2 separate regions of the Homo sapiens genome follow, and region 1 is linked to region 2. Evidence: chromatin loops called from intact Hi-C (ENCODE). Cell type or tissue: PC-3. All regions are shown on one strand.

The links. Hi-C counts contacts between places; a loop is a spot of excess contacts. Peaks named below come from ENCODE experiments on the same cell type or tissue, not always from the same donor. Only the 100,000 strongest peaks of a DNase experiment are listed, where the experiment ranks them.
Region 1: a loop joins it to region 2, with 2.5 times the contacts of the local background. A loop is called at or near these places in 2 of 110 quality-filtered maps.

Annotation. Positions count from the first base shown.
Region 1 is chr4:26,564,634-26,572,633 of GRCh38, reverse strand. No RefSeq gene overlaps it. Among named protein-coding and RNA genes, the nearest start is that of TBC1D19, 15 kb to the left of the region's middle. RefSeq lists an enhancer at 3,294-4,493. In PC-3, no CTCF peak of the experiment used is centred here; a DNase peak (open chromatin) is centred at 3,883; H3K27ac peaks cover 4,250 bases.
Region 2 is chr4:26,454,431-26,462,430 of GRCh38, reverse strand. No RefSeq gene overlaps it. Among named protein-coding and RNA genes, the nearest start is that of CCKAR, 32 kb to the left of the region's middle. In PC-3, a CTCF peak has its summit at 3,067 (motif pointing left); a DNase peak (open chromatin) is centred at 3,040; H3K4me3 peaks cover 366 bases.

The sequences.
Region 1 (8,000 bases), 110 kb before region 2:
ACCTATGGAAATAAAATTTAAAAAAAAGAAATATACACAATGCATTGTTACTTGCTATAGTCACCTTACTATGCAATAGAAATCCAGAACTCTTTCTTACTATGTATCTTTCCCCATCTCTTGACCCCCTCCCCGCCTTGGCCTCTGGTAACCACTATTCTACTCTCTAATTCTGCGAGGTCAACTTTCTTTAGATTCCACCTTTGCATGAAATCATGTGGTATTTGTCTTTCTGCGCCTGGCTTATTCCCCTTAACATTATGTCCTCCAGGTACATCCATGTTGCCACAAGTGACAGGATTTCATTCTTTTTTATAGCTGAAGAATATTCCCTTGTGTGTATATATACCAAATTTTTTATTCATTCATCTACTGACAGACAATTAGGTTGATTCCATTTCTTGGCTGTTGTGAATAGTCATGCAGTAAACACGGCAGTGCAGATATCTGAAAGAGAACATTGTAAGCTCTCTGGCAGTACAGAACCAGGCGCGGGAAGGAGGTTGGAAGGGATTCTGAGTGTCAGTCTACCATATTCACCATAGATGATTGTATTAGTCTGCAAGGGCTGCCATAACAAAGTATCACAGCCTGGGTGGCTTCAGCAATGGAAATTTATTTCTCATAGTTCTGGAGGCTAGAAGTCTAAGACCGTGATGCTATCAGGATTAGTTTCTCCTCAATCCTCTCTCCTTGCCTACAGACAGCTGCCTTCTTAATGTATCCTCACGTGACCTTTTACCTGTGGGCATGAGCACTCCAGGTATCTCTTCTTATAAGGACACCATTCCTATTGGATTAGGGTCCCACTTTTATGAACTCATTTAACTTTAATTACTTCTTTAAAGGCCCTGTTTCCCAATAGTCATATTGGGGGTTGGGGCTTCAATGTATGAATCTTTGGAGGAGAGAATTCAGTCCATAACAATGAGTAAGACAGACCTCTGCACTGGAAGAATTTGCCCCAGGAGAACAGGTTATAAAAACACATAGACACAGTTGCAGGTGCTAAATGTCACAAATGAAGTATCTAGACATTATGGTGAAAACAGCACAAGATGTAGGTGAACCTTTGGTGATGAGTTATATTTTTCTGTACAGAGCTTATAAGTAGAACTCCTTACCCTTATTAGTTCTTATTTTCCATTCTAGATGTAGGGTTCTAATGCAAACTCTAGTGTTTAATAGTGAGGAAAAGAGATGGTACAAGACGTACCTGTAGGTGGTTGCTGAAATTCTACACAAACTTCCACTCCTTTGACTTCAAGAGTAACCTAGTTGTGGAAGGAAGGCAAGAGAGCTTTTCTCACTAGCACCCTGTTTATTAATTGAAAAATACATAATAAAGGGTAACGGTATTGAACATTCAATGAGAAATACATGTATATCTCCTTTAGGCCTTATCTCAGAATTATCTAGACTTTACAGCTACTATGGTCTGATTATTTGTGTCTTGTTAAAATTCAAACATTGAAATCTAATCACCAAGATATTGGTATTAAAAGATGGGGCCTTTGGGAGATGATTAGGTTATGAGGGCTCTGCCTTCAAGAATGAGATTAATACTCTTATAAAAGAGGCCCCAGAGAGACACTGTCCTTTATATCATGTGAGGATGCAGCTGGAAGTTCCCATCTACGAATCAGAAAGTCGCCAGAAACCAAATCTGCTGGCACCTTGATCTTGGACTTCAGAGCCTCCAGAACCGTGAAAAATAAATTTCTGTTGTTTATAAATTATCCAGTCTAAGGTATTTTTGTTATAGCAGTTTTCACTGAGTAAGCCAACAGCTGAGGAAACTAAGTGACTTACCATGGATCACATGGAAGAAAATGGGAGAACTTGGATTTGAATCAGGGCCATCTATTTCCAATGACTCATTTCTTGTGCCAGAAATTCTTATCCTCTGTCCTTCTGACTTGTCCAGGATTCTAACTCTTAAAGATCATTGCAGGAAGCATCCCAATCCTGCAGTTAAAACCTTTGTACCAATAGCTGACTTTTTTTCCCTCTACTTTATTTCTACTTTTTAATCTTTTTGCTGTCCTTTGAATATTTACCTGTAAAATCATTTGGTGCTAATTTTATTTTTTACATCCTTTCATGCACTGGCTCTGCTTATTTTATTCAGTCTTCTTTTTTCCAATGTCTCTGTTTGTCTTATACTTAATAGGACTTTCTTTCCATGTAACCCTTGATGGCAACTTTGAACTTAGTGTTCTAGAGGAAAGAGATCTAATTAAGGCTATGTGCTTTAGACACTCAAATATTCACTTAACACATATTTTTTTGGATTAAATATGGATTAAATATGGATTAACACATATTTTTCACGTGCCATGCTCTGTCCTAGACACTGGGGATTCAGCAGCAAACAGGATGGCCAAAGAACCTGATCTTATTATGCTTATACCCCGTGGAGGAAATGGACTGTAAACACATAACTGAATTTTTTTTAAGGTGACCAGTTTAGATAACCATGGTTGTTTTGAAGAAAATGAAACCTGATGATGGAGTAAAGTCTGATATGTGGGTTGAGTGGTCAGGGGTTGTCTCTGAGGTGATGACATTCAACAAGGCTGGGCCAAGCTACATTAAATTATTTTCATCATCCAAATAGTACGTACATAAAGGTAGTTACTGCTTGTGTGAACAAATAAAAAACAAAGAAAACAAAGCCCCAGGTTCTAGTGATGAAAGGTTAAGTAGCTATGAGCAGACCGATGAATAAATGTGGACAAAACCAGACCTTTCTCATTTGGTACAATCTCCTGCTTTAGTAGGTTTTTTTCTCCTGTTTTCAGGGCACCGGGGATTTCTTTGCAAATCTCCCAGACAGATGAGTGTGAATCCTTAAAACTAAAAGTGATGGGTGGGCTGGGCGTGGTGGCTCACGCCTGTACTCCCAGCACTTTGGGAGGCCGAGGAGGGCGGATCAGAAGATCAGGAGGTCGAGACCATCCTGGCTAACACGGTGAAACCCTGTCTCTACTAAAAATACAAAAAATTAGCCGGGCGTGGTGGCAGGCCCCTGTAGTCCCAGCTACTCAGGAGGCTGAGGCAGGAGAATGGCGTGAACCCAGGAGGCGGAGCTTGCAGTGAGCAGAGATCACGCCACTGCACTCCAGCCTGGGAGACAGAGCGAGACTCCGTCTCAAAAAAAATAAATAAATAAAAGTGATGTGTGAATATTCCCTCCTAATAGTAATCAGTAGAGCTCAAGGCTTAGTGTTCTAGAGACCCTGCCATTATACTGAAATTTTAAAATTGTTATCGTAATGAGCATTTACATATATAATACATCTCATTATGCTGACAGTATGCTAGCTTCTGATTAAAAGTTGCAGCTAGATTGCTTCAGCCCTTTCTTTTACATGATATTTTCCCTTCAACTAATTTTTGATTATATGAGTTGTGCTATTTCATATCTAACTAAGCTATGTTCATTTATTAAGCCAGTAATCATCAAAATCTGTGGCTTAAATTTTCAATTGTAGTCTGTGTAGAAATAAATTGTTATTTGATGATAATACAGATTTTACTGGGTTCATGACTAGAAATCTAGATTATAAAAAATTCAGGCAGTCATATGATATTTACAAATAGCTATATGTTTGCCATTATGTGGCTAAAATACCCAGACAATTGACTGTTTGGTTTGGTTTTTTGGTTTTGGTTTTGTTTTTATTCAATTTTCCTCCAGATGATTCAGAGTAGATGCATCCAAGGAAATCTTTGAATTTTAAGTGCTCAATTTTCATGGCATATTACAAACTTCTACAATCAGCATGAGTCATCAGCTTTTCTCAGAAAGAATGGTTACTCTAAAGACTAGGATCTTGGTTTCTCAGTCAGTATTATTAGGAATTCTTTGATCTTAATCTTGCGTGTAACCTTTGCTCCTTAAAATGAGCTTCTGAATTTTAAACACAAAATGAAAATACTGAGGAAAACATTAAACAAATAGATGATTAAGACTTTAATGGCTTTATCATTCAGCTAAGTGTTTTCCTTCCTCATGAGGCCAAGCAAAACAAAAAACAGCTGAAAGGAAAAATCAAACACATCATCTAAGATTGTTTCCTGTGATCTCATGAAGATTGGGAAAGAACTGCTAAGTCTCCTGTTCTCTTCCGGAATGAATTTATTCTGACGAAATCATGCTAGTCAATATTCCCTAGGTTTGAAGTATATGGAATAAATGTCTTTCCGGAGCCACCAAAGGCTTCTGAGCTGATAGAATGGTGTCTTGTGATATGGCAGACAGAGACCTGGACTTGGATTAAGGGAATCAGGCTCTCATGTCAGCTCTGCTGCAAATTAGGGGTATAACCCTTTGGGTCTGTGTCTCATTTGAAAATATGATGTGGCTAGACAAGATGATCTTTCAAGATCTTCCATCAAAAATCTATGACGGGCTGGGCGCAGTGGCTCATGCCTGTAATCCCAGCACTTTGAGAGGATCACTGGAGCCCAGGAATTTGACACCAGCTTGGGCACAATGGCAAAACTACATCTCTACAAAAAATACAAAAAAAAAAAAAAATTAGCTGAGTGTGGTAGCACAGCTGTACCCCCAGCTACTCAGGAGGCTGAGGTGAGAGGATCACTTGAGCCCAGGAGGTCAAGGGCTGCAGTGAGCCATGATTCTGCCACTGTACTCCAGCTTGGGTGACAGAGCAAGACTCTATCTCAATAAAATAAACTCTATGATGCTGTAAAGCTAACAAGAAGTCCAGCAGCTCAACAATACCATATTGTAAGAAAGGAGATATTTGCTAATGTGATGGAAGAATCCATTATTAAAAAGCATCAGTTGACTTTTCTAGTATTCTTCTATCTATTAAGTGTCATAAATATGAGATAATTACAATATAAAAGATTAATGTGGGGCTGGGCACAGTGGTTCATGCCTGGAATCCCAGAACTTTGGGAGGCCGAGTCGGGTGGATCAGGAGGTCAAGAGTTTGAGACCAACCTGGCCAACATGGTGAAACCCTGTCTCTAAGAATACAAAAATTGGCTGTGCATGGCGGCACATGCCTGTAATCCCAGCTACTCAGGAGGCTGAGGCAGGAGAATTGCTTGAATCTGGGAGGCAGAGGTTGCAGTGAGCCGAGATCACACTTGTGCACTCTAGCCTGGGCGACAGAGCAAGACTCTGTCTCGGGAAGAAAAAAAAAAAAATTAATGCAAGTAATAATGAAATACCGATTAACCTAGGGACAGAAGGTAATGATTATACAGATGAAAATAACAAATTGATAGGCATTGGAGTAGTAACATCTCCTACTGCTCAGACGTAGTTCTGTTACCTTTATGGAGCAACAACAAAAAAACTACACTATGCTCTGCCTGTAGGTCTAAATAACAACATATCTCAAGAGACTTTCTTGGTCAGCTAAACATTTAGTCCTCCGATTTTCAGTTTCCTTATTAAAGCATTTGGATCTTGCGGATCTGACTAATCAGAATGATTTAGAATTTCTTGTTCTCGATTTCTTATCTATAAAATAAGGGGTTTCACCACAATAACGGTAAGATTCCCAAAATCTCTAAAATTCTGAGATTTTATATTTTTGAATGGTTTGAAAATCTGGACTCAAAATTAAATTCAACCAATCTAAGGAGTGTATGCTATCAGCTATGCAGAGCTGGAAAGAGAAATACCTTGCCAGTAAGCAAAATGGCTTCCTAAATGTGAAATTATTTCAGGGATCTAAAATAAGACACTTCCGAGTGTTATGTTTTCCCTTCCCTCCAGAAAAATCTCTCCTACTGCCTTACTTATAGAATTAGAGATTCATCTGTTTAACTTATCTTCTGATAAAATACAAATGCCTCTGGAAAGGTCACACATTTAACATTATCAGCCATTCTTTCCTTTGTTGAATGATTTTTTTTTTATTTGACCCTGTCTTCTTACAAAAAGGATTTGAAGCTGCTTATTAGGAATGAGTTAAGCAAATGCATTTCTGAGATCAGATGTGATGAAAGCCCACAGGAGCCAGGGAAGAATGTAGGAAGAAGGACGCCACCAGCGAGAAAAGCTCTATGTAAATTTCAAAGGGCTATAAAAGTATTAGAGATCATTACCAATAACAGGGCAAGACTGGATGCTTAAAGATAAACCTGGCCTATTTCCCAGTAACTTCAACAGGTCAGATTACTCTTCCTTCTTCTTATGGGGCTTAATGTTCCTTGTCTAATTCTTTGGACATCTTATTAAGCAGAAATCTATTCATAATTTGCTCTTTACCTTCCTCATGTTGTTTTCTTATTTCCTGAATGGAACAAAATTCTATTAGTCACAGTTCTGCCTCAAACCATATTTACACAGTCTCATGATCTTCCCCATTTCCTGGAAATGCAAAGATCCTTTCTCTGTCTTTGCATAAATAGGTATCTATTAAGCTCAGGAAGGAAAAAATGACTTTAATTTTAAATGGCTCCCTCAACACTGCCAGAGCTTATAGTAGCCCAATGGGGATAGTTCCAGAGTAATCAGCAAAGAAAAGTAAAAGTCTATTTTTCAAAGATAAAGTTTTAGCCACACATAAAAGCTGCCAGAAGTTTTTTAATGGGACTATAAAGATTACACATGGTTTAAGTCACAAGGACAACATAAACTTAAGAAAGAAAGGAAAAGGCAGTTTTGAACCAAGAGAATTGTTCTGAAAACATCCCACCTTACTGGAAGATGCCAGCCCAAGAAGAAAATCTACCATGGGGACAGAGAGCCAAGAGAGAGAAGCAGGCTTCTTGGTGTAGGAAGCTGGCCTTTTGGAGTAGCCTTTTTGGCCCTGCTAGTAGAACCTAATCTTTTATTTACTTATTTATTTATTTTAGACAGGGTCTCACTCTGTCACCCAGGCTGGAGGGCAGTGATGAGATCACAGCTCACTGTAGCCTCAATCTTCTGGGCTCAAGTGGTCCTCCCACCTCAGCTTCCCAAGTAGCTGAGAATATAGGCATGTGCCATCATGCCTAGCTAATTTCTAATGTTTTTGTAGATACAGAGTCTCACTATGTTGCCCAGGCTGGTCTCAAATTCCTGGGCTCAAGTGATTCTCCCACCTGGGCCTCCCAAACTGCTGGGATTATAAGCATGAGCCACCCACTCAGCCTATAACCTAATCTTGAACACATAATTAAACTATTCTATTAAGAAACTTTTAAACCACTACGTAACTACTGACCTGAATTAGCAGTCTTTAAAACAGGACTGTGGGATCAGGATTAGAAGTTCTATTTATATGCATTTATCTTAAAAAAATGAAATTAGCCTTCATTATTGTATTAGTCTGTTCTCATGCTGCTAATAAAGACATACCCAAGACTGGGTAATTTATAAAGAAAAGAGATTTAATGGACTCACAGTTCCACATGGCTGGGAGGCCTCACAATCATGGCAGAAGGTGAATGAGGAGCAAAGTCAAATCTTATATGGTAGCAGGCAAGAAAGAGTGTGTGCAGGGGAACTCCCCTTTATAAAACCATCAGATCTTGTGAGACTTATTCACTATCATGAGAACAGCATGGGAAAGACCCACCCCCATGATTCAGTTACCTCTCACCAGGTCCCTCCCACGACACATGGGAATTATGGGGGCTACAATTCAAGATAAGATTTGGGTGGGGACAATTGTTATTTACTAGAAGCATGGTCCACACTCAGTCACCTATTCTCTAGCCATGTTGCCCACTCAGCATGGGAGGTGTACTGGTGGAAGAATCCCATGAGGAGCTGACAGTGGTAGCCACATGTACTTCACTTTCAGCAGTTTGAGGCACGTGGGCTTCAGCCAGGGGAAGTAGATTTACAGAGGTATGCTCAAATTTCAGTTAAATCAACCTTCCCAAGTGGAACAACAACAAAAAAAAGATGTTGCAGAGAAATCATAGACCAACTCTATCACGTTAATAATGCAAGGATGCACACAAAATGGCAAATCTGTTATTTTGTGACTACCTAGTACAAGCCCTTTATCAGTCACATG
Region 2 (8,000 bases):
AACAGTGTGGTGTGGTACACTTGAATGGAAGAGGGTGTGCCACAGGTAGGCAGGGTGGGTAGGGAATAACAGTGACAGAAGTTTCTATGCTGCTTACGCTTTGACACACACCATTCTAAGAACTTCATGTATATTAACTCACTTAATCCTCACAGCGACCCTACGGAGTAGAAGCTGTTACTGCCCCTTTTACAGGTGAGAAAAGTGATACCTAGAGAAGTGAAGTAACCTGCCCTGCTTCACACAGCTGAAAAGCAGAAGAGCTGGAAGGCAGGCCCAGGTATTGGCACCACGAGTCACGCTGTCACCCGCTACCCCACACACTGCCTCACAGAGCAGGTGAGGTTGGAGTGCAGGAATGGGCCAGCCTCATAAAGAGCTGGGGAAGAATATTCTAGACAAAACAGAAAGCGAGGAAATCATTGCAGTCCTTTAGGCAAGAGATGAGGGAGACAAGGACCAGACGGCAGCAATGGACACGGTGATAAGTGGAAGGTTTCAGATCTGTTTTCGCTCTGTGGTGGCATTTCTTATTTAAATACCCACGTTTCCTGATAAGCTGGTAGCTCCACAAGGGCCAATGCCTCATCTATTCTGCTCATCTTATGTCCCCAGTGCCTGCTATAGCATTTAGTTCATAGATTTTTTTTTATAGAGATGGCGTCTTGCTACATTGGCCAGGTTGATGCTTGAACTCTTGGCCTCAAGCAATCTTCCTACCTTGGCCTCCCAAAGTGTTGGGATTACAGGCATGAGCCGCCCCCCTACACAACCTACAGATTTTTAAATAATTCGGTATAGAGTAAGTAATTAGATAAGTAAGTAATTAATGAGCATTAGGCCAGCCTGACGTTGGTTCGAATCCCAAATCCTTCACCTCCTTCACCTGTTTACTGTTCAACTCAGGCAAATTACTTAAGCTCTCTGATCCTCTTTTGATTGTATCTATGATGGGGATAATAAGGCAATCACAGGGTTGAGTGTGGAGAGGATTAAATGAGATAGCTTTTGTAAAGGGTTAATAGCAAGGCAGTCACAAGACAGATGCCTACAGAAATGTTGACATCCAACATTCTTTCCCTACTACATAGAAAACCAGAGTCATTTCAGTGACATGAATCGTTGTAGAATCGAGAGCTGAAAGGGAATCAAAGCCCCTATTACTCAGTATGGTCCAAGGACCAGCCCCATCATGTTAGAAATAAAGAAACTCAGAGGCCCGGTGCAGTGGCTCACACTTGTCATCCCAGCACTTCGGGAGGCCGAGGCAGGCAGATCACAGGAGGCCAGGAGTTCGAGACCAGCCTGGGCAACGTGGCAAAACCCCATCTCTACTAAAAATACAAAAATTAACTGGGTGTGGTGGTGTGTGCCTGTAATCCCAGCTACTCAGGAGGCTGAGGCAGGAGAATCACTTGAATCTGGGAGGTGGAGGTGGAGGTTACAGTGAGCCAAGATAGTGACACTGCTCTCCAGCCTGGGCAACAGAGCAACACCCTGTCTTGAAGGGAAAAAAATAAATTAAAAAAAAGAAATAAAGAAAGTCAAGCTCCACCCCAGACCACTAAAGCAGAACTTCTGGGGGAAAGGCCTGGTTATCTGTATATGTAGTCAGCACCACCACCTTTCCCAAGGGATTTTTTTTTTTTTTTGAGATGGAGTCTCCCTCTGTCACCCAGGCTGCAGTGCAGTGGCACGATCTTGGCTCACTGCAACCTCAGCCTCCAGGGTTCAAGCCATTCTCCTGCTTCAGCCTCCCAAGTAGCTGGTACTACAGGCATGCACTACCACACCCAGCTAATTTTTGTATTTTTAGTAGAGACAGGGTTTCACCATGTTGGCCAGGCTGGTCTCCAACTCCTGTCCTCATGATCCACCCACCTTGGCCTCCCAAAGTGCTGGGATTACAGGCGTGAGCCATTGTGTCCGCCCTCCCCCAGGGGATTCTTATCAAGGAGAAAGTTGGAGTAGGTTGAGCCTGCTGCAGTCGAGGGTCTCGTGTCCTTCGTACTGTCCTGAACACTCACTTGAACCCCAACCCTCTCCCCGCCTGGGGCTTGGTGCCTGGGCCTCCACACTTTGCTGCCAATCCATCTGCTGTTCTTCAGACACCTGCCACTCCAAGCTGGGCTTCCAGTGAATTGAAAGCTGCCCCATCAGACGCCCACGCTGGACTAATCGGCTGGGGCTAGGAGGTTCCAGTAGCATCACGCACAAGGGGAACCTGAGCCTGGTTGGCTTGGCCACCAGCATCACAGCATCCTGGGAGAGGTGCCTTTGGTCCTTGGCAATCCTCCTGGACCACCTGCTGCACCTGAAAAACACAGCAGAACAGGATTCTGACTGTGGAAGGCATCCCCCTGTCTGAATTATCCACCCCATAAGCAAGCCCTAGAGACAGAAGAACAAGAGGACACATTCTTCCAAGCCTCTGAAACATTATCCAGACCTGTCCGTGCCGATTCATCAACTCTGAGCTCAAGGAATCATAAAAGTTTGTTTTTTCATATCTAAGAGATGATCCAACCTTCTGGAAACTAAACTTTCTTCTCTTAGTTCATGCAGAAGTCATTTTAGTGAGCCACAGGATCTGCTTTTCATTCTTGATGACTATACCCATATGGGATTGTTGGGAGAGCCAATAAAGAACGTTTTTAAAAACCTCTCTGTAACAACTTCGCTTTGCACCTCAATACACCTGCTTCGAAAGGTCATTTAGAGACCATTTGTATTGGGATGACAAATGAAGTGATTGTACTAAAATGTAACTTTCATAATGGCAACAATCCTGTGTGCTACAACCGCCCCTCCTGGCACAAAGTGGGCCTTCAGTATAGATTTCTTAATAAATGCCATGAAGTATAGAAGTGCAAGCGGACTTTACAAAGATGCTCATTACAAAGATCATAATTGGTGGCCACGTTTCAGTTCGTTTTTGTCGAAAGCTGTTTACCTTTAAGCCTATGCTATGCTCAGGCTGACTTGTGTGCTCTGTTACATCAAACTACCGAAAAGCCATTTCCCAGACCAAGTTCAAACTTACTGCCATCTACTGGCTAACACTTAAAATTAGCCTTACCGGCATATGTTTAAATTTTAACTACCTGCGTAAAACGGAAAACATTTGCAGAAAATTGTGGAAACATAATCTACCGTAAAGACTTGAGGCCAGGCGGAGTGGCTCACGCCTGTAATCCCAGCATTTTGGGAGGCCGAGGCGGGCGGATCACCTGAGGTCAGGAGTTCAAGACCAGCACGGCCAACATGGTGAAACCTCGTCTCTATTTAAAAAAAAAAAAAAATTACCTGGGAGTGGTGGTGCATGCCTGTAATCTCAGCTACTCAGGAGGCTGAGGCAGGAGAATCACTTGAACTTGGGAGGCAGAGGTTGCAGTGAGCTGAGATCGCACCACTGCACTCCAGTCTAGACAACAGAGTGAGACTTCATGTCAAAAAAGAAAAAAAAAAGACTTGACAGTAGTATTCCATTTTCAAAAGAATGAACGGAAACTACTGTTTTTGCATTAATAGTGTTTTAAAAGGTTACATTTGATGTATATATATATATAATTTAACCTCTAAAATATATATGTCCCCCCAGAGCATTCCTGCAAAAAAAAAAAAAAAAAAAAAAAAAAAAAAAAGCTTAGTTTATAAACTAGAGCTCAATGAAATTTCTAACCAGTAAATTCTGTGACAGCCTCCTTTGATAGATGTGCTGTTTCTGCTGGGTTTGATGCTACTCCTTCATAGACTGTGAGTCTGGGAAGAAGCAAACTGAGGTTGAAAGATGGAGAAGGTCTCCTGAAGATGGTCAGGCCTGGAATGTGGAGATTCAGAAAATCCTGGCACTCAAGAGCATACTGCCCACTCAAAAGCATACGCCAGAAGTCCCCCTACCCCACTCCCCACCAAAAAAACTGGTGTGTATGTGTGTGTATGTGTGTGTGCGCGTGCACACACACGCATGCTTCCTGTGCTTTTTAAATATCTGCAACTGACATGTGGGGAACTTGCAAAGGAGAACAACAGCTGCCTTCACACTGCCCCCTACCCCACACTGCGTATTTAAAGGAAAGTCTGGCCCAACTTTCCTCTGAGTGCAGCAGAAGGAAAACACACACAGACCGCAGCAGAGAAAACCACACAGACATATAAGCAAACAGACAGCTTCAATTTCAAAGATTCTTGCAAGACCCAGTGTGGCTCAGGAATGGCCATCAAGAAGCTGATGGTTCTGGAATGGGCCCTGATGTTTATACACTCAACGCCTGGCTGCTGGTTTTTTTAGACTGACCGGAGTGGCCACTGCCTCACAGAATCACTAAAAGCTCACTCTGCCAGGGGCAGGCAGGCAGACTCTGTTGTAGTCCAGGAAGTGTCCTCTTTCCTTGAAAGTAGATTTAAACTTTCTGAGAATTAATGTTTGTCCCTAGGAACAGGTCTGTGTGCATATGTGTGCATGTACGTATGTGTGTATGTATGTGTGTTTAATGGTTGCCCCTTGGACAACTTCTCACCAGTAGGGAAGACAAACCCCTCATCCCCTCAACCCAACTGACCTGCTGGGAAGTCCCCATGGAACTTATTTATTCTATAAATTCATCCAGTAAATATATTTGGGGCCTTTACAGACACTATTCTTAGCTCTGGGAATACAGTGGTGGAGACAGATGTTTCCATCCTCCTGGGTCTTGCCGTCTGGTGGGTGAGAAAGACAATAAACAAGGACACGAATGCAGGAGCTGCAAGCGCTACATGGAAAATAAAGCAGGGAATGAGAGAAGAGTGAATGAGCTAGGGCGCTGGAGGAGAGAGAATTCTTAGGCTGGCCGTCTTTGAGAGGTGACACCTGAGTGAAGTGAGGAAGTCCACCATGAGGAGATCTGGGAAGAGCAATTCAAGCAAAAGGAAAAGTGGGCATGAAGGCTTGGGGGTGAGGGCCCCTTGGCATTTTCGAGGAACCAGAGAAAAGTGCTTCTTCATATGTGATCTCAATGTATCTTTGCAAAGATCCTAAGAAGTACTGCTATGATCCTCATGTTAAAGATGAAGAAATGAGGCTCAGAGAGGTTAGGTAACCTGTCCAAGGTCATCCAGCTGGCAAATGGCAGAACCAGCAAAGATCCCAGGCAGTGTGGCTGTGGAGTCCAGGCTGTTAAAGAATTTGCCTGGATATAGTAAGAAACCAGCGTTACCTATTACCTGCAAGAGTTGGGTGGGAGGGACTGAGTAGGAGGTGGAGGGTGGATCCCAGGACCAAACCAGTCTTTGTGGATGAAGGGTGGAGTTTCCTTCCAACTGTGTGGCTTATAGAAAATAATCTTTCAGAAGAGCATGTGCTATCTGATGAGAAAGGAAAATGACGGCCTACAGTGTGTCTACACGGGTCCCCAGTGAAGTGTGTGTGTGTTTCCTTGGATGATGGAGACAGTCATATTGAGTACATCACTTTAAATTCCTCCCCACTGAAGACACATGTGCGCTCATTATCCAGCCCCTCTGTAGAGTTTTGCAGCCCACAGGGCATCCCCTCCCCATATCCCTGCCTCCCTCGAGCTGGTGACAACGTGGCAGCATAGGTCAAGGAGGCTGTTTCTAGAGATTCTAGAGAGTGAAGAGATGTCATTCTGACATCTTTTGCAAAATGGAAAATGTGAGGGAGTTAGCCCCCGATGAATCCCTCAGCCAATGGAGGACAAATCTAGTGAGTAAATGCCACCCCCTTTCATTCCTCCAGGAGGCAATTCTAGCTGCATACACATGTCTCCCAAGGTGGTCCCCTGTGGAGTCAAACTCAGTGGCCCACAGTAGTGATCAGCTGGATAATGCACCTTTATGTGGCCTCTCTCTCTCCTTTTTTTTTTTTTAACACTATTCCCAGTCTCCCACTACTGTTTCTTGGGAGCATGCCCAAAATAAACTGCCTGCTAGCTGTTGTCTCAGGCTCTGCTTTTTGAGGGAAGCAAGGCTAAGACCATTGGGACCAGAAGGGTTCTAAAAAGCAGATTCTGTCCAGGCGTGGTAGCTCATGCCTGTAATCCCAGCACTTTGGGAGGCCAAGGTGGGTGGATCACCTGAGGTCAGGGGTTCGAGACCAGCCTGGCCAACATGGTAAAACCCCATCTCTACGAAAAATACAAAAATTAGCTGGGCGCAGTGGTGTGTGCCTATAATCCCAGCTACTCGGGAGGCTGAGGCAGGAGAATCGCTTGAACCCAGGAAGCAGAGGTTGTGGTGAGCCGAGATTGCTCCATTGCACTCCAGCCTGGGCGACAAGAGCAAAACTCCGTCCCCCCCAAAAAATAAAAAAAAAAAATTAAAATAAAAATAAAAGGCAGATGCTGTGGATGAGATTATGGAACCTCGGTGACAGGTTGATTTCCCCAGATTTCCTTTACCCTGGAAGAGGTTGCGATTTGCTTTTCTGGAATTGACGTCTATATCAGATATAAGTTTGCTTTCACTGCCAACAGTATCCTTGCTGGCACCACCACCCAGGACATGGGAACCTGCCTATGATTGCTTCAGATCAAGAGATCTATTTGTGGCCAAGAGGCATGGCAGTGGGTACCCAAACATGGGATCCACTGGCCCTACCATAAACCTGCATCACCTGGAAGCAGCTGCTGTAATAGAATGATGGCACGGACTGGTAGTGGTTGAGCTAAAATGACAGTTTAAGCACCCGCCCTATGGGGCTGGGGAGCTGTCCTTCAGGATGTGGCATGAGCTCTGAGTCAAAGACCACAACATGCAACTGTATTCCCAAGAGCTAGAATACTCAGGTCCAGGATCCAAAGGATGGAAGTAGGATTTTCCCCTCTCCCCATCACTCCCAGACACCTAATTGCAGAATTTTGATTTCTGTTTCCCAAACTTGAAGCTTTGCCCAGTGCCTTAAAAGGCTCAGTTAGAGACTAGGGAATCAAGAGAACCCACCATTTAAATCCTTTTGGAAATATGACAGATCCAGGGCTGGCAAAATAGGAGAGAAATAAGAAAGAGAAAAAGAGAGAGAGTGAATGAGATGGATGTTTCTTCTGGAGGTGTCTGTGAGGGTGGTGGGTACTGGCCATACAGGTGGAAATCAGCATCCAGAGACCCAGAAGAAGTGGCCACAGCCATGCACAAGGGTCACACACACACACTAACCTCAAAGCCCAGGGCAAAGCTGAAGCATATAGGAGCTGCTTGAGAAGGAACCTTGAACATGAAGATGCCGGTCTAACACAAATCAGCAGGGGAAGGGTGCCCAGGGCCCAGCCCTCCTGCCCCCTAGTTTTTAGGTAGCCATCCAGGTGAGGCCACTAAGGTTTGACTGAAGGCAGGTATCTCCAAGGTACGGGGCATCCAACAGGAGTCCTTGACCATAACTGACAGGTCCTCTAGCAAGAGACTGTGACAGGGTGGGATCGCAGGGTGGTCAGCCTAGATCTCCCTTTCACACAAGGCTACAATGTAGGCCTTTGATACTACACCCAAATAAGGATATAAGCCATCATTGTTTTTAAACTGGGTGTGATGAAAGTGTTGATTTGTAAAAAGTAAACATTTAAAATATACATAGTTTTTGAGAACCCTGTTTTGGCATTCCTTCACTTAAAAAAAATAGATTTATTGAGGAATCATTCACAATTGAGGTATCATTTAGGTACAATTAAATTGTTTTAGGTGCATAATTCTATGCATTTGACAAACACATATAGTTGTATAACCATGGCCATATTGAAGATATAGAGTATTTCCCTCACTGCAAAAAGTTCCCTGGAGCCTCTTTATACTAAATCCTCTCTTCTCCACTGTCCCTGAAAACCATTGCTCTGATGTCTGTCCCTCAACTTTTGCCTTTCCTGGGTCATATGATGGACTCAGAGTTCATGGCCTTTTGTGTGTGGCTTCTTTCACTTAGCACAGTGCACTTGAGATAAGTGTGACTATTGCATGTCTCAGTAGTTTATTCTTCTAACTGTTGAGTTGCACTACATTGTAGATGCATT